Linked DNA regions of Homo sapiens: region 2 is linked to region 1. Evidence: chromatin loops called from intact Hi-C (ENCODE). Cell type or tissue: PC-9. All regions are shown on one strand.

Region 1 (8,000 bases):
TTAACTTGAAAAGATCACCCACTTTGTAAGTGACAAGGCCTACATTTGAGCTGAGGTACATTTGACCGCAAGCCATGTCTTTTCCATTTACTCTGGGTCTCTCTGCCTTTCATTGATGACCTAATCTGCTTTTCTAGCCAGTGTTGAACAGTTAATTCCTTCTTTAGCCCAATCTAATAGGAATCCTATACCCAGCTGGTTAAAACTTGGGCTTCACTTGGGTATCTTGATTTGTACTCACAGATAATGTATTACCTGCTTAAATGTTACTGGAACTAGACTTCTTTTGTCTTTTAAATAATTAGTTTATTTTTGTAATAAATAACTATATGCACGCAGTATGAAATTCAAAAGATACAAATGACATGTAGTAAAAAGTTAGTCTCCCTCCTGCCTTGACCCCTAGCTAACCAATTCTTCTCCCTGAAGGCTACCAGTTTTTTGTGTATACTTCCAGAATTGTTCTGTGCAGATACTAGGAGAGAGAGAGAGAGAGTGTGTGTACATACATATATAGATATATATGGTGTGTATGTATTCTTTTTAAAAAAAACAAAAATAGGAGCTCACTAAACTCACTGTTCTGAACCTGCTGTTTTCACTCATTATTTCATTTGTATTTACATGTTTCAGATTTTGGGGGAAAAAATTATGAATTTGAAAATATAGTTGTCACCGTGGCAACATTTATTGAATAGATGTTCTTACCAATGGCAGTTCCCTTACAACATTAAATATATAATTTAATAAAGAATATTTTGATTTCCAAGAGCTCTTAACTAACAACATTTTATCCCCTCCTCTACTACTCACCCAGGGAATTTCTTTATGGATGGCTCAGTGTAGAACTGTTCTTCAGCCCTCATTCTGATTTTTGGTCTCTTCCCATCTTGAATGAGGCACTTCCCAAACACTCCTTACACCTAACCTCAATTATTAGGATGTAGTGGTGAAAATAGAAGCCTGGGGCAGCCTGTTCCTGTGTCCCTCTTTACTTCCAATTGAGTTTCTCACACAGATTTTAAGGCCCTCAAATATGGAAACAACAGCTGCAAAGAAAGGGTTTGTTGTAGACCCTGTCCCAGAAGGCTGCCTCCTGCTGGAAGCTTTGGTTCCTTGTCCTGAGGAGGCCTGCTTTAGCAGGGTCAGGGCTCCTTGATTCTCTTGGACCATCCGGAAACCTCCCCATGTGTACATGCTCAACAGTGCTGCCCTCCTGGCTTTGCCCATGACCTTGCATCTGTCTTTGTTCCTCTTCCCCCCGCTTTTTTTGAGACAGGGTCTAGCTCTGTCACCGAGGCTGGAGTGCAGTGGTGCAGTCTTCACCCTTTGCAACCTTCACCTCCCTGGCTCAAAGGATTCTCCCACCTCAGCCTCTTGGGTCGCTGGGACTACAGGCAGGCACCACCACGTCTAGCTAATTTTTGTATTTTTTGTAAAGACAGAGTTTTGCCATGTTGCCCAGGCTGGTTTCGAACTCCTGAGCTCAGGTGATCCACATGTCTCAGCCTCCCAAAGTGCTAGGATTACAGGCATTAGCCACCGAACCTGGCTTTGTCTTTGTTCCTCTTCTGTGGATCAGAGATGGAGAAAAATTGTAGCTCTTCACTTTCTCCCTCAGGTGGTTTACACAGGTTGGGGACATCTCAGTCAGATTGGTCTGACTGAAAATGCTCAGACCCTTTACCTCTGAAATCTCTTTGTTCTTTGTCAAGCATCTCAGTGAAACACATTTACTCCACACAAGACCCCTGGATCCCCCTCTCATATCTGCTTAGCCTACGACCTTTGACACATTTCCTGAAAATGAGACATTTTATGTCATGCATATAGAAGGGTTGGTGAACATTTTACTAAAATTACCCAGTTCATCTTTTAAATCTGAAAAAATAAAATTCATAAAGGGCAAAAATAATACTAGCAAACTCTGTCTAGAAGATGAATATTTCCTAAGAGCATCTCATATTATTTCATCCTGCCTCACCATGAGTCCTTTACATGTTGTAGGTACAAATGGAAATCAATTGCCAGAAATTGTTTTAATAAAAAATACTATGTATTTTGTCAATGATGTTATTTTTCTCTTAATATTATTTCTCATTTAAAGTTTTTACAATGCATGTTGAAAGCAGTATTAATAGTATTGAAAGACTAGTAACAAAATTGAGACACAAAAAGACCATTTCTAATGAGATAAATAAGTTGTAAGAACTTTTTAAGCATCTACTTGAAGGAAGAATACTTTTACATCCTAATTATATATGTTGACATTTGTGATGTTTAGATGGTGATTTTTAGGTCTTTATTTATAGGCTTACCCTCTGAGCAAAAATATCCATTTGTCGATTGTATTCATGTAACTAGCATTTGTATAGTAATTTTACTTTGAAAGCGCTTTCAAATGTAAAATCTTATGTTAATCTTTAGGTCAACAAAGTGTTTCTAGCTAGAATTCTAAACTAGCCCTCAAGATTATAACCAGGCCTGGCTCATGGTTCCTGTCGCAGGAACCTCATCTTTCTGTATTGCTCACCATGCCTTAGCCACACTGACTCCTCCCCTTGCCTCCTGCCTGCAAACTTTCTAGAGGAGCTCAGAGTTTTGGATTGGGCAGGAATCAAGTCAAGCTGCAAGACAATTTTATTCTGTGCTCTATTTCTAGTACTTCACGCCTCGAAAGAGACATTCATTAAAAAAGTGTTGAATTTAACAATGATGGAAACTACACTGAGAGATCAGATGCTTTTCTAATTCACGCATGTGGACCAACACTTAGTATCGCAGGTGCCCTGATTCCTAGCCCAGTGTACTTTCAACAAGACCATTTCAACAATCTGCTTCAAAATATTCCCCTTCTCTGAATCTAGAGCTGCACTGGCAACATTAGAGAAGTTTTTCCTTAAAAAAAAAATTAACAGTTGTCCTTTTCTTTTTGCCCCTTGACAGGATTACAGACTAGTTACATACAGTAAATGGGTTGTGAAGGTGATGTCCATCGATCATTTTTTTCCTTTTTTTTTTGTAGGCAATCTTTGGCAGCCAGACACTACCTAACTCCAATTTATGGACAATGAATAATGGTGCAGGTTGTAGAATTTCCAGTGCCACAGCTAGTGGCCAGAAGCCAACCACTCTGCCACAAAAAGTGGTACCACCTCCAAGTTCTTGCGCCTCCCTGGTTCCCAAACCCCCACCCAACCACGAACAAGTGCTCAGAAGGGCAACATCCCAGAAAGCTTCCAAGTAAGTTTTTTTCTGTTCAATTTCTACTGAGTTTTATCAGTTCTAAGCTAATAGTACTCTTTATTTATTACTCTTCAAGACCGTTCGTACTGAAGTACTGGAAACAAGAACACCTGCTGGGAAATAAAGGCTAACCCTAGTTCTCAGCGTGGGCTACAAATTAGAATCACCCAGGGAACTACTGAAACAAGCAGATGGCAGGGCTTTACCCTGTGGGAGGGACAGGCCCTGCAGAATCAGATCTTTTCAATTTCATATAAAATTCAACATCCTGCTTCCCCTTGGTTTGTTCACTTTTAGGCATTTGAAAGGGGAGATACAGGATTGAGATTTCATCTAAGAGGATAATATAACTTCATTGACATTAGTCACCAAGCTCTGTGTAGCAACAGTGTTTTTAATACCTTTTGTAGTCTACCTGTTTACACCAAAAAGACATTTCCTTTCCTGAGTCAAATTTTTGTTAAGTCAAAATCCTTCACTGTATCTCCAGCCACTTTTTAGCCAGTGAACTAGAAATAGATTGGTGAAGAGCGTTGGTTCTAGCAGCCCTTCTTCAGTTTAAACTTGGGGAACTTTTAGAGATGTCTGGAAGAGGCACGCATTGCCTGCTGTGTTTTTGTGTCGCAGACATTTGTGTATTTCTCTTGCTGTCATTGAGGCTTCTCATTCATTTGTCCTTCGGAAGATCAATATTAGTTGTGAGAAGAATCCTAAAACATAGAAAAAGTCATTACTGTTTTTTCCTCCTTGGATGGTAAATCAAATTCTGGATTTAGATAGAAAACAATCCCTTGTGGCTGTTTTAATTATATTGCTGCCATTATTCATTTATCCAACAAATATTTATTCAGTGCCCACTAAGTACCAAGCGCTGTTCTGGGAAGAGCTGGCATTGTAATGACTGCAGAACTCTCTGGAGTAGTAGGAAAGGGCAGTAGGAAGGCTGCAGTTTGTGGTTGAATGCCAGTAGCAAAATAGGAAATGTGTGCCTTCTCACCCTGGAAATAGTGGAGTCAAATCCTTAGGTCTGCAGCCTCTGTAGCCAGACTGCCTGGATTCACATCCTCAGGCCACACTTTACTAATATGATACCTTCTGCAGGTTACAAGTTACTTAATCTCCTAGCCTCAGCTTCCTCATGTTTCCATTTGTAAAAATAAAACAATAAGAGTATCTACCTCCTAGGTCAGTTGTTAAATGTTAACAGAGTTAATATGTGTGAAGTACATAGAGTAAGGCCCGGCCCAGGTAAGAGCTCAGTAAGCCTTGGTCACCATCATATGCATTCTAAAACCACACTCTCCTTCACAGATTTGGAAAGCCCGTAGTTAACTAGGAAAATTTTTGAGCCAAATGCGAATGTTGAATTTGCCAGTGTGCCCCTTGTGGATTCTCTGATTATTGCCAGTACCCTCAGAAGGCCCTTGGTGGCCTGTGTGGCTAGCTGGTGGAGAGGTGGGCCCAGGCGGCAGGGCTGGACATTTGAAGACGCTGCTTGCTACTGCCCTGAACTCACTGCTGGCAGGAGAACTCTGCAGCCTCCTGAGATGGAATTGCAGCTCTTTGGACAGACTTTGCTTTGCAGCATTTTTGTGGTTTCTTCTTTGTGACAGGCAAGAGTGTGGGAAAACCGGAAACAGCTCAGCATCAAAAATGCACAGAAGGGGGGAAAAAGCGGAGATTTCTTCAGAATTTAAGTAATATAATCCAGGTATCAAAAGGCATGCTGTGAGGCGTTGTTCCAGGAAATAGTTTCCAATTTGCCTCTAAAACTCTAGGACAAGTCTCTGAAGCTAAGTTAATACTAATAAAGACTTGAACATTCTCTCACTTACATGTGAAATGTACAGCGTTTTGGGGACCCCAGTGTTTTCAGATATTCTCCTGACTTTTAGGAAAAAGAATAGCATGGCTTTTCATCTGAACAGTGAAAAGTTCCCCCTATGAAGTATCCTGATAAAGTTAAAAAAAAAAAAACAACTGGGCCAAGTGTGGTGGCTCACGCCTGTAATCCCAGCACTTTGGGAGGCAGAGGTGGGCGGATCACGAGGTCAGGAGATCGAGACCATCCTGGCCAACATGGTGAAACCCTGTCTCTACTAAAAATACAAAAAAAAATTAGCCAGGCATGCTGGCAGGCACCCGAGTGGTACCAGCTACTCGGGAGGCTGAGGCGGGAGAATGGCGTGAACCTGGGAGGCGGAGCTTGCAGTAAGCTGAGATCACACCACTGCACTCCAGCCTGGGTGACAGAACAAGACCCCGTCTCAAAAAAATAATTAATTAATTAAAATAAAAAAACTGGCCAGGTGCGGTGGCTCACGCCTGTAATCCCAGCACTTTGGGAAGCCGAGGCGGGCAGATCAAGAGGTCGGGAGATCGAGACCATCCTAACTAACATGGTGAAACCCCGTCTCTACTAAAAATACAAAAAAAATTAGCCGTGCATGATGGTGGGCGCCTGTAGTCCCAGCTACTTGGGCGGCTGAGGCAGGAGAATAGTGTGAACCCGGGAGGCAGAGCTTGCAGTGAGCCGAGATCGTACCACTGCACTCCAGCCTGGGTGACAGAGCGAGATCAGAGAGTTCTCACGTACCACTTGCCCAGTGTTTTTTCCATTGTTAACATCTGACATTGCCATGGGGCATTTGAGGAATGTACCATACCAGGAAACTGTCATTGGCACATTACTATGAACTAAACCCCATACTTTATTTGGACTGATGAAGTAATTTTTTTAATCTAGAGAAGCTTTTCATGGCTCTCGAAATCAGGATCCTGAGTATCAGTTGATATATTCTCACTGTTCTGTAGTAATTCTTGTTCCTAGCCAGCATAGCAAGTTACTCAACATCTCTGTGACTCAGTTTCCTATTTTAAAATGGGAATAGTAATAGTACCTGCCTCATAGGGTTATTAAGATAAATGAATTGATGAATGTCAAGCACAAATACAGTGCCTGGTATGTAATACATACTAAATCAGTGTTAGGTACTATTATGCATTTCAAGAAATTTTCATGTAAATTTTTTACTTTCTTCCTACAAGATGTGTTGCTTCATTTGCTTGGATCTTACTGTGGCCTTTACTCCGGCTCAGTTCAGATTAATCAGGAACCCTCAGTTATGACTGGTGATACTGAGTCACACTCAGGAATGCCATAGTCGCCTCAAGAGACACAACTAATGAGAAGTTGTAATGAGCTTTTGACCATGCCAAGCCCTGTGTTTTTGGGTTGAACTTCAAACTTCTTCTAGCACAGAAGTTGGCATTAGACAAATATAGAAGCAATTTCCAAGAGCATCAAAGTTTCCACATCCTAGAGGGTTGAGTTTTGAGTTTAGAGAAGAATAGAACGTTAAAGATGGAATGTCACTTGGATTTTGGTGCAAAGGGAGTTGAGAATCAGAACAGTGGGGTCCTGTTTCTTTATGATAATACTCAAGTTGCTTTCCCTCTAAAGGTTTCATTTTACCATCTGTAAAACGAAACCCACTGTCCCTACTGAATAATTAACCAAAATGACTTGTTTTCTGTCTATTCCATTGAAAGCTTTTTTATGAGCACATTTGCTCTTTAATCCTGATGCTTTCAAGCCATTTTCCTCAGCCCCTCTTGTCCCAGCAGTTCTTTGTTGTAGTTCTCAAATTCATATACTTGTATTTCATTTAGCTAAATCTCATTTGTCAGTTCTGTGAAGGGAATGATTTAAAATTTTTTTTTTTACCATTTTCCTGGTGCCAATAATCTTTCTTGATTTTCTTCTCCAATGTTTGCAACACTTCATAATTTAGTACCCGCTTCAGATCCTCCTTTCAAAACTATTTGTGGTATTTCTTCCAAGCAGTCAGCTGAACTGAGGACGACAGCCTACAAACAACTACATGCATCTGAACTGTCTCTTGTAAATGAGCTTTTTTCAGAGCCAGAATCATACTCTCCAGGAAATATGGAGAAAGAAACCTGAGGAGATTGAAGTTTGCCAGGCACAAGGGCAAAACTCAGACTGAATGAATTTGAAAGGGTGGGGCCAAAGATGTTGTAACCTGGGAGACTTCTCTGAAGAAAGAAAACTGTTTAAGAAACACAGACTGAACTGCAGTACTTTTCCTTAAATAGCTGAGATGACCTTCTTTACCCTGGGCTTAGGTGATTCTCATCAGGGTGACCTGAGTGGAAGTTGGTGGTAACGACTGTTCTGTGTCAGCACCCAGGACAGTGGTGTCTGTTAAGGCTGCCAGGGATTAGCAGGGAGGAAAGCCATCAGGACTGGGTAGCCTGGTAGCACCAAATCCCAATTAATGTTACCTGAACATGTGGTGAGGTCAGCCGTATGATGAAAGATGTTTAAGAGATTAATGTCAGAAGAATATGAAAATAAACACCGGCTTAAAAAATGTTATATCTTTTTAACATATGAGTCATTAAAGTGAGAAGATTTAAGGGCAAAGTAATTAGGACTTAATAATTGTCCAAAAGTTCTTGAGGTGAGCATAGAAGATACCATATTGTGTGTTAACCATGTTCTGCCAGCTTTTTATTATGTGCAGTTTCAAGAAACATAGTTGAATCTATAACATATTCATCCTTAATACAGGCTTCTCTACATTATGCATTTCCAAGGTAGGTAATTATAAAATGTTTTTGGTAGAAGATAAAGGGATGGAGGCATAGTTGTGGGGATATGAGTACAACAAGGTACGCAGGTGTTCAGTGGCTGAGCTCAAACTGGAACTTATATGACCCGCTGTGCT
Region 2 (8,000 bases), 51 kb before region 1:
TTCATCTGATAGTTGTTACAGTAATGTTATCCTCAAAAAGTTAACATGTAAAATTACTGAATATCTCCTCAGTGTGAGAGACTGGGCCCTGAAGGAGGTATCAGACAAATCCCTGTCCTCAAGAAGGAAAATTACTGATCATAAAATTTACTAATGCAAGTACTATAAAGCAATATGTGCTTAATTATTGAATAGGAAGATGAAAACCTTTTCTTAAGTGGTGAGAGTTCCGAGGAGAAATTTATCACTCTGGCTGGAGAAGCTGGCGAAAACTTCATGGAAAAGAAAAGGTGTGAGTTGAACCTGGAAGGGTAGATGGGGCTTGGATAGGCCAACAGGCTGATATTCATCACTTAAGAGATAATTGCACATATATTTGGTGCTTGGCACTATGTGAGAATCTGAGAGGATCAAAGAATTGTAATCCATACTCTTAGTAATAGCTCATTATTGACCAGAAGCCTTATGGATAAACAGTAATTAACACATATGGTATATAATGTATGTATTATATACTGTATTCTTACTAAAAAGTAAGCTAGAGAATAAAAAAATTTATTGAGAAAATCATAAGGAAGAGAAATACATTTACTATTCATTAAGCAGAAGTGAATCATCATAAAGGTCTTCATTCTTGCCATCCTCAGGTTGAGTAATACTGTCCTATACATTTACTTTTTTTTTTTTTTTCATGTAACACAGAAAGCGAGTGATTTTAAAAGAGCATATGGGTTCAGATGAGTTCACAATTCAAAAAAGATACTAAAGACTTGGGTGAAAATATAAGGTTCTGCAGAGGAAGAGTTTAAGGTAGGGTGTAAATTCAGTCCCAGGTGTATAGGCTACGGATAGGTTAAGAAATGGAACAAAAAAGAAGATAATGTGCAAGATATTTAAGGTATTTGCAGGGACAGTAAGTGGGAGCCAGTCTGGCTCAGACAGTGTGTCAGAAATAATGTATTAGTCAAAACACTTGGAGTTTCAAGTGATAGAAACTGAAATCAAGCTGGCATATCCGTAAAGGAGATTTTTTAGTTCATATAAAAGCCTAGAAGTTGGTGTGGGGGAATTAGGAAGTATCATTAATCATTCTCCTTTCTTCCAAGTTCACAACTAAATGAGAAATAGTAGAAAAGTTAGAGAAATAGTGAGATATTGGCTGTATTGCTAAGGATAAATTGTTGGGGATATAGCATAATTAGGCTTCTACCTCTCAAGTCTGAGTCTTTCTAATTTGTTTTCTGTATTCTAAATATTTCCTGTATTGACATTTTGGTCACTTGGATAATTAAAACAAATTTTTTCAAGAAGAAGGAAAAGGATCCAACACACCACAATGTGAAAAACAAAAACAAAAACAAAAATTGTGGCCTGATTTCCAAAGTGAGCACCTGCATCTGGGTCCAGTCCACCTTACCACTTGCATTCTTCTTCATAAGTTCAGTGTCAGCCAAGTCAACAGATCAAAAGTAAGCCTATTATTGTACAACATGGTGACTATAATTAATAACAATGTATTATATACTTGAAAATCACTAAGAGAGTAGATTTTAACTCTTCTCAGCACACACAAAAATATGTAAGGTAAAGCATGTGTTAATTAGCTCAATTTAGCCATCCCACAATGTATAACATATTCCAAAACATCATGGTGTATACCATAAATATATACAGTTTTTATTTTTTCATTAAAATAATTAATGAAACATGAAAGATAATATTTTGGAACACAAATATATAAGCCTTGTATATTTTCCCATCACCACATCCTCACTTATGCCATTCTGTAGCACTTATTCTATTTGTTTACTGTTTACTTTCTATCACTCTTTCACTTAAGTGTATGTTGTCTTATTCATTATTGTATCCCAGTGCCTTGGTAAGCAGTAGGAACTTATTGATGTACAAATATTGAGTAAAAGCATGAGTGAATGGATATCCTGTTCTCACACAGGGCTCAGTTTATTGCAGTCTTCCTGCAACCTTCCCTGATGTCCCAAGCAGATCTTATTAGGATTTCTCATCCTTAATGCCTTTCATCTATTGGAATCATGCTCCTGAGAGATATAATTCACCATGATGTCCAGTATGGTAGCCACGAGCCACATGTGTATATTTAAGTTTTAATTAAAATTAAATAAAATGAAAATTTCAGTTTCTCAGTCATAAAAGCCACAAGTCAAAAGCTCAAAACGAGCTTACGTGGCTCATGACTACCATATTGGACAGCTCAGGACTGGATAGTTGACCCAGAAGATGTAATAAAGACTCAAACTTGGTTAGTGAAATAAAAAGTAAAAAGGAATGAGTTTCTAAGAAAGGTACATTGTTGATATCCTCTTAGGATCTTCTGTAGGTCTTGAGCTTCTTTTGTTTAGATCTGGAGATTTACTACAGATGCTGTTCTTGAACTAATTTGTGGTCCTGGAAGGGGAATATTCTAATGCCTTGGGAATCTCACAAGATCAGAGCTTCAGTGTAACTAGTATTTAACCTATCAGAGCTAGGCCAACTGAGAGGAAGGGGTTTTTAAAGCAGATCCCAGCATTATCTTTTTATTTTCTGAGATGTGTCCATGGCTAGATGTTGGGGGAGTCTTGCTTCTCTACCCTCCCTCTACTGCCCACAGCCACCGCCACCCCCACCTGCCTGGCTGGAGGTTCTGACATGGCTTCTAGAGCTGCTGTAACTCTGGGGAACAGAGCCAAACATGCGGAAGTGGTTACGTGTACTAGCTCCCAGGGAAGCCGTGGCTAGCAGGGGGAGTGGGTGGGGTCCTGCCTGATGGCTTTTCAGAGACGCCAAATCTTTGAAGTTTTGTTTTAGCAGCTGCCAGGTATGCTGTTTCAGCACTTTGCAGACTCTCCCTGTGTTCCCATATCACATTTTTTCTTTACTGTGTGTGCATAGTATACACAATGGAGCTTGGCTGTTGGGAGGGCAAATATAAAATTGTGGAGTAAGGAACTAAACACAACCCTTTTGGCTTTTGGCTTTTGCTTTTTACTATGACTCTGATATGAAATAGCCACTTTAATGCCCTGTTTTCAGCTCTGTCCGTTTCTGATCACTTGCCAACGGAGGGGTAGAGTCCTCTTCTGTTTTGGGAACATAGTACAGTTTGAAAAACTGGAGGTCCTACATTTCTGTGATAGATTGGGGTGTCACTCTTGAGGCTAGAACTTCTCCCTTTTTACGAAAGAACAGATGACACACACCCCCACCCCCACAGCAAGTAACCCGGATACTGCTGGTCTCAGAGTAAACTTCTTGCTCACCATTGGCTCCTTGGCATTGAGCACAATGTCAACAATAAATATTTGTTAAATGATTGCACTTGCAGCTGCTATGCTGGAGGAGAAGGGCTGGGGAGGTAGAATACACCTTTAAGGCCCAGCCTCTGTGCTTTCCCTGCCTTCTTAGTAATCCCTTTCTCCTATCCAGTCTACAGTCACCTGAAGCCTTTCCCAATTGCCCCCAAATTTGCTGCTTCCTCTGAACTCCACTCTCGGAGTTTAGTGTATGTTCTTTTGTGTAGTTAACTGTCTTTTCTTTCTTTCCTGAGATGTAAGCTACATTTTATTTCTGGACCAGGAATGGGAAGACCTAGGTGCCAGCCACAGGTCCACCTGACTTGGGGCAAATCATTTGACAAAACCAAAGCCTAATTTTGCTATGTGGAAAGTGATGCCTGGATTGTCATGGGAATTCGATGAGATCCCATATGTGAACGTGCTTTGTAAACTGTAAAGTATTACACATGATTGGGTCTTTTCAGTACTAATAACACTCATCACTATAAAATAGTAATGTTTGTTTCTGCTGCCGATGTACAAAGACTAATCTCTCCCAGAATTGAGGTAAATCACCAGTTTAGTCTCACGTTACTCAGTTAGTTTGGCACAGGTTTAAAGCATTAAACGGTCCATTCCAGGCACTGTCTGTCATCGCTTCTCTTTCAGTCTGCAAGCTCCTCCTTTTGGAGCTGTGGGGTGGTTGTTTTCTTAAGTCTCCCTTCTTCTCCTATCAGGCCCAGGCTGAGCTCTCTCTTTTAACCACCTCTGTTCTTAGGGCAGCAGGCTTGTCCATCCAGTTCCCAGTTTCAGCGGGAATTGCTGTACTGGTGGGCCAGTCTCCTCAGCGTGGCCACCTGCCTCCCGCAGCTCTGCCCATCAGGAACACCAGGTGCCTTCATCATTCTCCTCAGCCAAGCCCCATGCCCTTATCAGCACCTCTCAGCCTCACTTCCTGCGTTCCTCTCCCTGTGCTTATTTTTCTGCCAGGCCATCCCCTAGCCTCCTCCCTCTTTCATATCATTTCATCCTGCATTTTCTTTCGTTCTCTGAGTTCTGACCTTTCATCCAGAAAGGCTGTTTCATATTTCAAGACTCTGCTGTTCGGTACATCTTCACCCTCCTGTCACCCAGTCCCCAGCATCTGAAGGCAGCTCCTTCTCAGAGAAGAATAGGATAAATAAGTGCTGCCACATTTTGGGACTATCATATGGCCTGAGAAGCTCCCAATTTTTTTTATTTTAAAATATCGAAGATCTTCCATGTAAGTGTTATGACCTAATGTTTGAAAGCATGTAGTTAAGAGGCAGACCAATTTGGATTCCTTCTTTTTTTAGCCACTCACTAGCTATTTTGCCTAGGGCAAGTTCTTTGAACTTAATATTCTTATCTCTAAAATAGAGAATAAATGCCTACTTCCTAGGGATGTTCTCAGGAGCAAATGAAAACTAAATGGCATAAGAAAAGCACTTTTACTATATATAATGCCTGCCATAGAGTACGTGCCCAGTAAGTGGGAATCCATGTAAACATTTCTATGTCATCTACCCTTACCCATACCCATACATTAGAAATGTTAAAAATGGAGACCCAGAGAAATGAAGTAGAGTGTGCAAATTCTCATGCTTACCTAGTGATAAAGTAAGGAGTGGAATCCAGGGCTTCTAGTTCTCTGCCTGATAAATTTTCCATTTGATCTCTCTGACTCCTCAAAGGGTTATTTGTTTGAGTTTCCTTTCTTTAGGTGAAGTATGCTATTATCCCAGATAGAGGCATGTTCATTTATTCATTCATTTTTCATTCAACAGACATTACATGACCAAAATGTTACCAGGCTCTGAGTGTACAAAGACCAGTAATGATGAACTCACTGTCTCAATGGTTAGTCCAGTAGGGAAGAAATCATCACTGTGAAGAATAAGTCACAGTACAAAAAACATGCTAGTAAAAGGCATGTGGGGCCTAGAGGAACAAGCTAAATCAGAGGAAAACCAGGATTGATTTTGCAGAGAGTGAATTATTGGTTTTTTACTAGATGAAAATGGCGGAGATTTGTGCAAAGGCAGGGAGGTATGGAAGAGCATACCTGAAGTGCAGTGTTGTGGGAGCATCACATTCAAGTAGGGGAGTATGTGGTTGAGGATAAAGTGGGAAAGTTGAAAAGTTAAAGTGCTTGGTATGCCATGTTAAAGGGATTTTATCCCATTGTCAGCCCTTTTAATCAGTGTGAAATGAAGAAATCAAGGGAGTTTTTAAAAAACATTTCTGCATCTTTATACCTATGTTTTCATGTTTTCACTGTCTTTCCCCTTCCCTTTCCCATTCTTATTTGGCAAACACTTTTTACCATTGTGGATCTAGCCCAGTTCTACCCCTTACTCTGTATATTTTTTACTCCCTGCCATCCCAGGCAGTCTAAATACATACCTATGCCCAAAATTCACAGACCGGACTTCTACCTGGGCAGTTCTTTAGCCTACTACAAGAAGTCACACACCATCATTTAAAAAGAACTTTTTTATTCTGTAGATGGATTAGGTCAGGACTTTTTCCTTTAACAAGAACCACAATTCAGCATGCTTACCATCATTAGAACTTGCGCTTTGGGCTGGGCACAGTGGCTCACACCTGTAATCCCAGCACTTAAGGAAGCTGAGGCAGGAGAATCACTTGAGCCCAGGAGTTTGAGACCAGCCTGGGCAGTATAGTGAGACCCTCATCTCTACAAAAAATTTCAAATATTAGCCGGGCATGGTAGCATGTGCCTGTAGTTCCAGCTACTCAGGAGGCTGAGGTGGGAGGATTGCTTGAGCCCAGGAGGTTGAGGCTGCAGTGAATCATGATTGTGTCACTTAACTCCAACCTGGGCAACAGAGTGAGACCCTGTCTCCAAACAAACAAACAAACAAACAAACAAAACAATTTGAGCTTTGACTTCCTCTAGTAAGGTACCCTAGCACTCAGCTGGCCAAAAACCTGCTATGGCAGCAGTTGTCATTCTTCATGTCTTTGCAACACACTTCCACATACAAGAACTTTGATCAACACAGTTGAAGGGATCAAAAGATGCAAGACAATACTCAACCCAGTAAATTTCACCTGGTGGAATCAATATTAAAGTAGAGCATTGTCTCCCAGTGTCCATTAGGTGTCTATAGTTATACTCCTCATTCAGTCATCCTTCAGGACCATGTGGCTGTTTTGAGTATTGCTATTTATTTATTGCCCTCATTAGACTCTAATATACTCACAGGACAAAGTTTCTTCAGACTGTAGTAAACACACAATCTCTATTTGTCACCAGGTTGATGTTATGCTTCTCTTCTTGTGTATTGCAAATGGACTCTGCTCTATACCATGTGACAGGAGCCAACCAGCTCAACATTTCATCTGACAAAGAGAACCATTATGTTGTATTAAAATATGTAGTTAAACCCACAGAAGGGAGAAAATATTTGCAAACTAACCATCTGATAAGAGATTAATAATCAGAATATGTAAGGAATTCAAACAACTCTGTAGGAAAAAAACTAATAATCCAATTAAAAATAGGCAGAAGACCTGAACAGACATTTGTCAAAAGAAGGCATATAAATGGCAAACAAGTATATGAAAAATACTCAGCATCATTGATCATCAGAGAAATGCAAATCAAAACTTCAGTGAGATACCATCTCACCCCAGTTAAAATGGCTTATATCCAAAAGACAAGTAATGATGCTGGCGAGGATGTGGAGCATAGTGAAGGCTCCTACACTGCTAGTTGGAATGTAATTAGTACTACCACTATGGAGAACAGTTTGGAGATTCCTCAAAAAACTAAAAATAGAGCTACCATACAACCCAGCAGTCCCACTCCTAGGTATCTGCCCAGAAGAAGGGAAAGCAGTATATTGAAGAGATATGTGCACTCCTGTGTTTGTTGCTGCACTGTTCACAATAGCTAAGATTTGGAAGCAACCTAAGTATTCATCATCAGATGAGTAGATGAAGAAAATGTGATACATACACATAGTAGAGTACTGTTCAGTCACAAAAGGAATGAGATCCTGTCATTTGCAACAACATGATGGAACTGGAGGTCATTATGTTAAGTGAGATAAGCCAGGCACAGAAAGACAAATTTTGCATGTTCTCACTTACTTGTGGGAGCCAAAAATCAAAATAATTGAACTTGTGGAGATAAAGAGTAGAATGCTGGTTACCAGAGATTGGGAAGGGTAATGGGGGTTAGGGGTGACAGGGGGAAGTGGGGATGGTTAATGGATACAAAAAAAAAATAGAATGAGTAAGACCTAGTATTTGCTAGCATACCAAGGTGACTGTAGTCAAAAATAATTTAATTATACATTTTTAAGTAACTAAAAGAGTGTAATTGGACTGTATGTAACACAAAGGATAAATGCTTGGGGTGATGGATAGATACTGCATTTACCCTGATGTGATTATTACACATTGCATGCCTTTATCAAAATATCTCATATAACCCATAAGTATATACACCTGCTATGTATGCAAAAAAATGAAAAATAAAAATAAAATATATGTAATCAAATATATTATACATACTGATCAAACTTTACACACCTGTGAAGTTTTCTCAACACAGAAAAGTTGAAGCCTCTTTCCCAAGACTTTAATGAAGAGATGTGTTGTAATCCAGTGATAGACCATCATGAAAATATGCCCTAAATTGTGCTGTGTTAG

Evidence for each region. Hi-C counts contacts between places; a loop is a spot of excess contacts. Peaks named below come from ENCODE experiments on the same cell type or tissue, not always from the same donor. Only the 100,000 strongest peaks of a DNase experiment are listed, where the experiment ranks them.
Region 2: it touches region 1 in a loop (3-fold over the local background); 5 of 110 quality-filtered maps call a loop at or near these places.

The regions. Positions count from the first base shown.
Region 1 is chr14:75,879,660-75,887,659 of GRCh38, forward strand. TTLL5 (tubulin tyrosine ligase like 5) reads left to right here. Exons shown (of 32, transcript NM_015072.5): 30 at 3,026-3,243. Among named protein-coding and RNA genes, the nearest start is that of TGFB3, 98 kb to the right of the region's middle. In PC-9, a CTCF peak has its summit at 4,629; DNase peaks (open chromatin) are centred at 4,812, 5,882, 6,392 and 7,292; H3K27ac peaks cover 3,070 bases.
Region 2 is chr14:75,828,885-75,836,884 of GRCh38, forward strand. The region is part of intron 28 of TTLL5 (tubulin tyrosine ligase like 5); the gene reads left to right. Among named protein-coding and RNA genes, the nearest start is that of TGFB3, 150 kb to the right of the region's middle. In PC-9, no CTCF peak of the experiment used is centred here; DNase peaks (open chromatin) are centred at 2,747 and 3,307; H3K4me3 peaks cover 1,528 bases; H3K27ac peaks cover 2,538 bases.